Linked DNA regions of Homo sapiens: region 1 is linked to region 2. A link is an interaction called in ENCODE POLR2A ChIA-PET data of the cell type or tissue named here. Cell type or tissue: GM12878. All regions are shown on one strand. Links, peaks and the distances in the headings refer to the core of each region. The heading gives the core; the rest is flanking DNA.

Region 1 (2,917 bases), core at 103-2,602, 61 kb before region 2:
CATTTTCTTAATCCAGTCTATCATTGATGGACATTTGGGTTGGTTCCAAGTCTTTGCTATTGTGAATAATGCCGCAATAAACATACGTGTGCATGTGTCTTTATAGCAGCATGATTTATAGTCCTTTGGGTATATACCTAGTAATGGGATGGCTGGGTCAAATGGTATTTCTAGTTCTAGATCCCTGAGGAATCGCCACACTCACTTCCACAATCGTTGAACTAGTTTACAGTCCCACCAACAGTGTAAACGTGTTCCTATTTCTCCACATCCTCTCCAGCACCTGTTGTTTCCTGACTTTTTAATGATCGCCATTCTAACTGGTGTGAGATGCTATCTCACTGTGGTCTGGATTTGCATTTCTCTGATGGCCAGTGATGGTGAGCATTTTTTCATGTGTTTTTTGGCTGCATAAATGTCTTCTTTTGAGAAGTGTCTGTTCATATCCTTTGCCCACTTTTTGATGGGGTTGTTTGTTTTTTTCTTGTAAATTTGTTTGAGTTCATTGTAGATTCTGGATATTAGCCCTTTGTCAGATGAGTAGGTTGCGAAAATTTTCTCCCATTTTGTAGGTTGCCTGTTCACTCTGATGGTAGTTTCTTTTGCTGTGCAGAAGCTCTTTAGTTTAATTAGATCCCATTTGTCAATTTTGGCTTTTGTTGCCATTGCTTTTGGTGTTTTAGACATGAAGTCCTTGCCCATGCCTATGTCCTGAATGGTATTGCCTAGGTTTTCTTCTAGGGTTTTTATGGTTTTAGGTCTAACATGTAAGTCTTTAATCCATCTTGAATTAATTTTTGCATAAGGTGTAAGGAAGGGATCCAGTTTCAGCTTTCTACATATGGCTAGCCAGTTTTCCCAGCACCATTTATTAAATAGGGAATCCTTTCTCCATTGCTTATTTTTCTCAGGTTTGTCAAAGATCAGATAGTTGTAGATATGTGGCGTTATTTCTGAGGGCTCTGTTCTGTTCCATTGATCTATATCTCTGTTTTGGTACCAGTACCATGCTGTTTTGGTTACTGTAGCCTTGTAGTATAGTTTGAAGTCAGGTAGTGTGATGCCTCCAGCTTTGTTCTTTTGGCTTAGGATTGACTTGGCGATGTGGGGTCTTTTTTGGTTGCATATGAACTTTAAAGTAGTTTTTTCCAATTCTGTGAAGAAAGTCATTGGTAGCTTGATGGGGATGGCACTGAATCTATAAATTACCTTGGGCAGTATGGCCATTTTCACGATATTGATTCTTCCTACCCATGAGCGTGGAATGTTCTTCCATTTGTTTGTATCCTCTTTTATTTCACTGAGCAGTGGTTTGTAGTTCTCCTTGAAGAGGTCCTTCACGTCCCTTGTAAGTTGGATTCCTAGGTATTTTATTCTCTTTGAAGCAATTGTGAATGGGAGTTCACTCATGATTTGGCTCTATTGTTTGATTATCTCAATAGATGCAGAAAAGGCCTTTGACAAAATTCAACAACCTTCATGCTAAAAACTCTCAATAAATTAGGTATTGATGGGACGTATCTCAAAATAATAAGAGCTATCTATGACAAACCCACAGCCAATATCATACTGAATGGGCAGAAACTGGAAGCATTCCCTTTGAAAACTAGCACAAGACAGGGATGCCCTCTCTCACCACTCCTATTCAACATAGTGTTGGAAGTTCTGGCCAGGGCAATTAGGCAGGAGAAGGAAATAAAGGGTATTCAATTAGGAAAAGAGGAAGTCAAATTGTCCCTGTTTGCAGATGACATGATTATATATCTAGAAAACCCCATTGTCTCCGCCCAAAATCTCCTTAAGCTGATAAGCAACTTCAGCAAAGTCTCAGGATACGAAATCAATGTACAAAAATCACAAGCATTCTTATACACCAATAACAGGGTGGTTTTGTAATGGTAGTTGCCTGTAAGTAATCCCAGCTACTCGGGAGGCTGAGGCAGGAGAATCGCTTGAACCCGGGAGGTGGAGCTTGCAGTGAGCCGAAATTGCGCCACTGCACTCCAGCCTGGGCGACAGAGCAAGACTCCATCTCAAAAAAAAAAAAAAAAAGAATCATAGTTACCTCCTAATTGATCCAAAAGCCAATGCGATTTCAGTCAAAATCCCAACAGGTCTTCCAGGTACTTAACAAGCTGGTCATAAAACTCAGAAGGAATTTAAAAGGCCAAAATGTTGAAGGCAATTTTGAAGAATAAAGAGAAGGGGTCTTGCTATAGCAGAAATCAAGATTTATTATAAAGAGCAGTAATTAGGCCATGTGGTGTTGGCTCAGGGATAGAAACATGGAGCAGAATACAGGCTCTAGAAATATTCCCAGGCATGAGAACTGAGTGTGGGACCGATGTAGTATTAGAAATCAGTGAGGTGATCACCACCTTCCCAATCAGGGCTGGACCAACTGGCAAGCCACATGGCAAAATAGAAAATTAAATTTCGACTTCATCCCTAACACGAAAGAAATTCGTGCTGGAATAAAGAACTAAATATGAAAAAGAAAACTTTAAAACTTTTAAAGAAAAAAATAAGTATCTTTATGACTTTGAAGCAAGGAAGAATTTCTCAGCCAAGACAGAAGAAGCAAAAACTCATAAAAATATTGATGAATATCACAACATTAAAATTTAAAACTTCTGTGGCTGAGCACAGTGGCTTATGCCTATAATCCCAGCACTTCGGGAGGCTGAGGCAGGTAGATGGCTTGAGCCCAGGAGTTTGACACTAGCCTAGGCAACATGGCGAAAACCCGTCTCTACCAAAAATAGAAAAATTAGTCAGGCATGGTGGTGTGCTCCTGCAGTCCCAGCTACTAGGGAGTCTGAGGTGGGAGGATCGATTGAGCCTGGGAGGTCAAGGCTGCAGTGAAGTGAGATCACTGTCTGCCATCCTGGGTGACAAAAAAAAAGAGAGAGAGAGA
Region 2 (2,917 bases), core at 151-2,650:
ACTAATCTACTTTATGTCTATATAGATTTTTCCTAGTCTGGACTTTCACATGAGAGGAATCTATAGAATATGGTCGTTTCTGGCTGGCTGCTTTCACTTAATATTATGTTTTCAAAGTTCACCCATGTTGTAGCATGTCGCAGTACTTTATTATTTGCTTATGGCCAAATACTGTGCCATTGTATGGATATACCACATTTTGTTCATCCATTTGTCTGTTGATAAACATTTGAACAGTTTCTATGTTTTGGCTATTATGAATAATGCTGTTTTAAACATTCATGTTATGTTTCTATGTGGATATGTTTTCGTTTTTCTTGGGTGTATACCTAGGCGTAGAGTTGCTGGATTATATGGTTTAATCATTTGAAGAACTGCCAGCCACTTTCCCAGGTTCTCGCTCTGTTGCCCAGGCTGGAGTGCAATGGCATGATCATAGCTCACTGCAGCCTTGAACTCCTGGGTTCAAGCGATTCTCCTGCCTCAGTCTCCTGAATAGCTAGGACTATAGGCATGTGCCACTATGCTTGGCTAACTTTTTTTTTTTTTAAGAGATGGGGTTTCTCTGTGTTGCCTACTGGTCTTGAACTCCTAGCCCCAAGTGATTGCACTATTTTATATTCCCACCAGTAGTGTATGAGGGTTCCAATTTTTCCACATTTTTGCTGTGAAGCAGGTTTACTGTGTGTTGCTTACCAACTTGTCTGAGTCTGAGGAGACAAGGACATCCATGTACAATGTTACATGAAGAGGGTTTATTATTTACAAATAGACAGTAAAGGACAACAGAAGCCTAGGATTCATTCTGAATGGGTCCCCCATGGCTCAGGAAACATGCCCGGGGCAGATAGAGTCTTGACTGCAGGGGCCACACTTACATGGCGGGAGAGGAACCCTGAAAGGCAGCCCACTCTGGGTTATACACCTCAGGGTTTATGTGACACACTGAGCTAATGCTTTAAAAAATGTCCTGCTTCCAGGGGTGAAAGGAACAAAGCCCACCTTGTCCCGGGCAGTTGCGCCCTCACTCAAGATGTTAAATTCCTGGGAGGGACAGGAGCAAGGCTGGACATTTTCAGGCAGTTCTTCCCTATTTCAGGATATTGCATTACCATCACATTCTACAGTCACTTTTGAGAACTATGAGCAAGAAAAGGAACTGAGTTAGTCCAAGGCCAGCCAAAGAACTATGCCACACTTGCCAACACTTGTTATCTGACTTGGCTTTAGCCATTCTAGTGGGTGTGTGACGTGGTATCTCCTGTGGTTTTGATTTGCATTTTCTGATGACTAGTCGTGTTGAGCATCTTTTCATGTGCTTACTGGCCATCTGTGTATCTTTTGGAGAAATGTCTATTTAGGTTCTTTGTCTCCTCTTCCCCCTTTTTTTTGAGACAGGGTTTCACTCTTGTTACCCGGGCTGGAGGGCAGTGGCACAATCTCAGCTCACTGCAACCTCCATCTCCCAGGGTCACGTTATCCTCCCACCTCAGCCTCCTGAGTAGCTGGGACTACAGGCAGGCACCACCATGCCTGGCTAACTTTTTGTATTTTGGGTTGAGACAGGGTTTTGCCATATTGCCCAGGCTGGTCTCGAATCAACTCCTGAGCTCAGATGATCCACCTCCCTCAGCCTCCCAAAGTGTTGGGATTACAGGCGTGAGCCATCATACCCGGCCTCTTTGCCCTTTTAAAATTGGGTTGTCCTATTGAAGTGTAAGAGTTTTAAAGAATGTATTCTGAATATAAGTCCCTTATAAGATAAATGATTTGCAAATATTTTCCCACATTCTGTGGATTGTCTTTCCACTTTCTTGATGGTGTCCTTTGAAGAATAAAAGTTTAAAATTTTGTCCGGTTGTGGTGACTCACGCTTGTAATCGCAGCACTTTGGGAGGCTGAGGTGGGCAGATCACTTGAGGACAGGAGTTTGAGACCAGCCTGGCCAACATGGTGAAACCCCGTCTCTACTGAAAATACAGAAAATTAGCCGGGTGTGGTGGTGGGCGCCTGTAATCCCAGCTACTCAGGAGGCTGGGGCAGGAGAATGGCTTGAACCCAGGAGGCGGAGGTTGCAGTGAGCCAAGATTGTGCCATTGCACTCCAGCCTGGGCAACAAGAGCAAAACTCAGTCTCAAAAAACAAACAAACAAAAAAGTTTAAAATTTTGATGATGAAGTGCAGTTCATCTGCTTTTTTCTTTTATCGTTTGTGCTTTTGATGGCATATCTAAGAATTCCATTGCCAAATTCAAGGTCACAAATATTTACACCTGTTTTTCGGAAGAGTTTTATAGCTTTAGCTCTTAAATGTAGGTTCATGATCCATTTTGAGTTGTTTGGGTTGAGTTAAGGTGTGAAGTAATAGTCCAGCTTCACTTTCTTGCATTGGCTATCTAGTTGTCCTACACCATTTGTTGAAGACTGTTCTTTTCCCCATTAAATGATCTTGACACCTTATCAAAAATCAGCTAATAATAGCTGTGTGCATTTATTTCTGGACTCAATTCCATTCCATTGATCTAAATGTTTATCCTTGTCCCAGTACCGCACTGTCTTGATTACTGTTGATTACAGAGCACGTTGAATTTGTCAATCAGTTTGGGGAGTATTGTCATCTTAATGTTGAGTCTTGTGTTCCATAAATATGGGATGTTATTTGTTTAGAACTATTTTGATTTCTGTCAACAGTGTTTTGTAGTTTTCAAAATATAAATTTCGTATTTCTTTGTTAGATTTAGCCCTAGTTTTTTGATACTATTGTGAGAATGTTTTAACTTTATTTTTGGAATACTCATTGCAAGTGTATAGAAATGTAATTGATTTTTATATATTGATTTTGTATCCTATAACCTTGCTGAAGTCATATATCGTAATAATTTTCTAGTGGATCCCTTAGGATTTTCTATATACACAAT

The links. Peaks named below come from ENCODE experiments on the same cell type or tissue, not always from the same donor. Only the 100,000 strongest peaks of a DNase experiment are listed, where the experiment ranks them.
Region 1: POLR2A ChIA-PET joins it to region 2 with 5 read pairs; 6 of 35 experiments call an interaction of 5 or more read pairs at or near these places.

The regions. Positions count from the first base shown.
Region 1 is chr20:21,253,592-21,256,508 of GRCh38, forward strand. No RefSeq gene overlaps it. Among named protein-coding and RNA genes, the nearest start is that of KIZ-AS1, 37 kb to the left of the region's middle. In GM12878, for the core only: no CTCF peak of the experiment used is centred there; no DNase peak of the experiment used is centred there.
Region 2 is chr20:21,314,119-21,317,035 of GRCh38, forward strand. All of the region lies in intron 1 of XRN2 (5'-3' exoribonuclease 2), which reads left to right. Among named protein-coding and RNA genes, the nearest start is that of XRN2, 12 kb to the left of the region's middle. In GM12878, for the core only: no CTCF peak of the experiment used is centred there; a DNase peak (open chromatin) is centred at 1,254.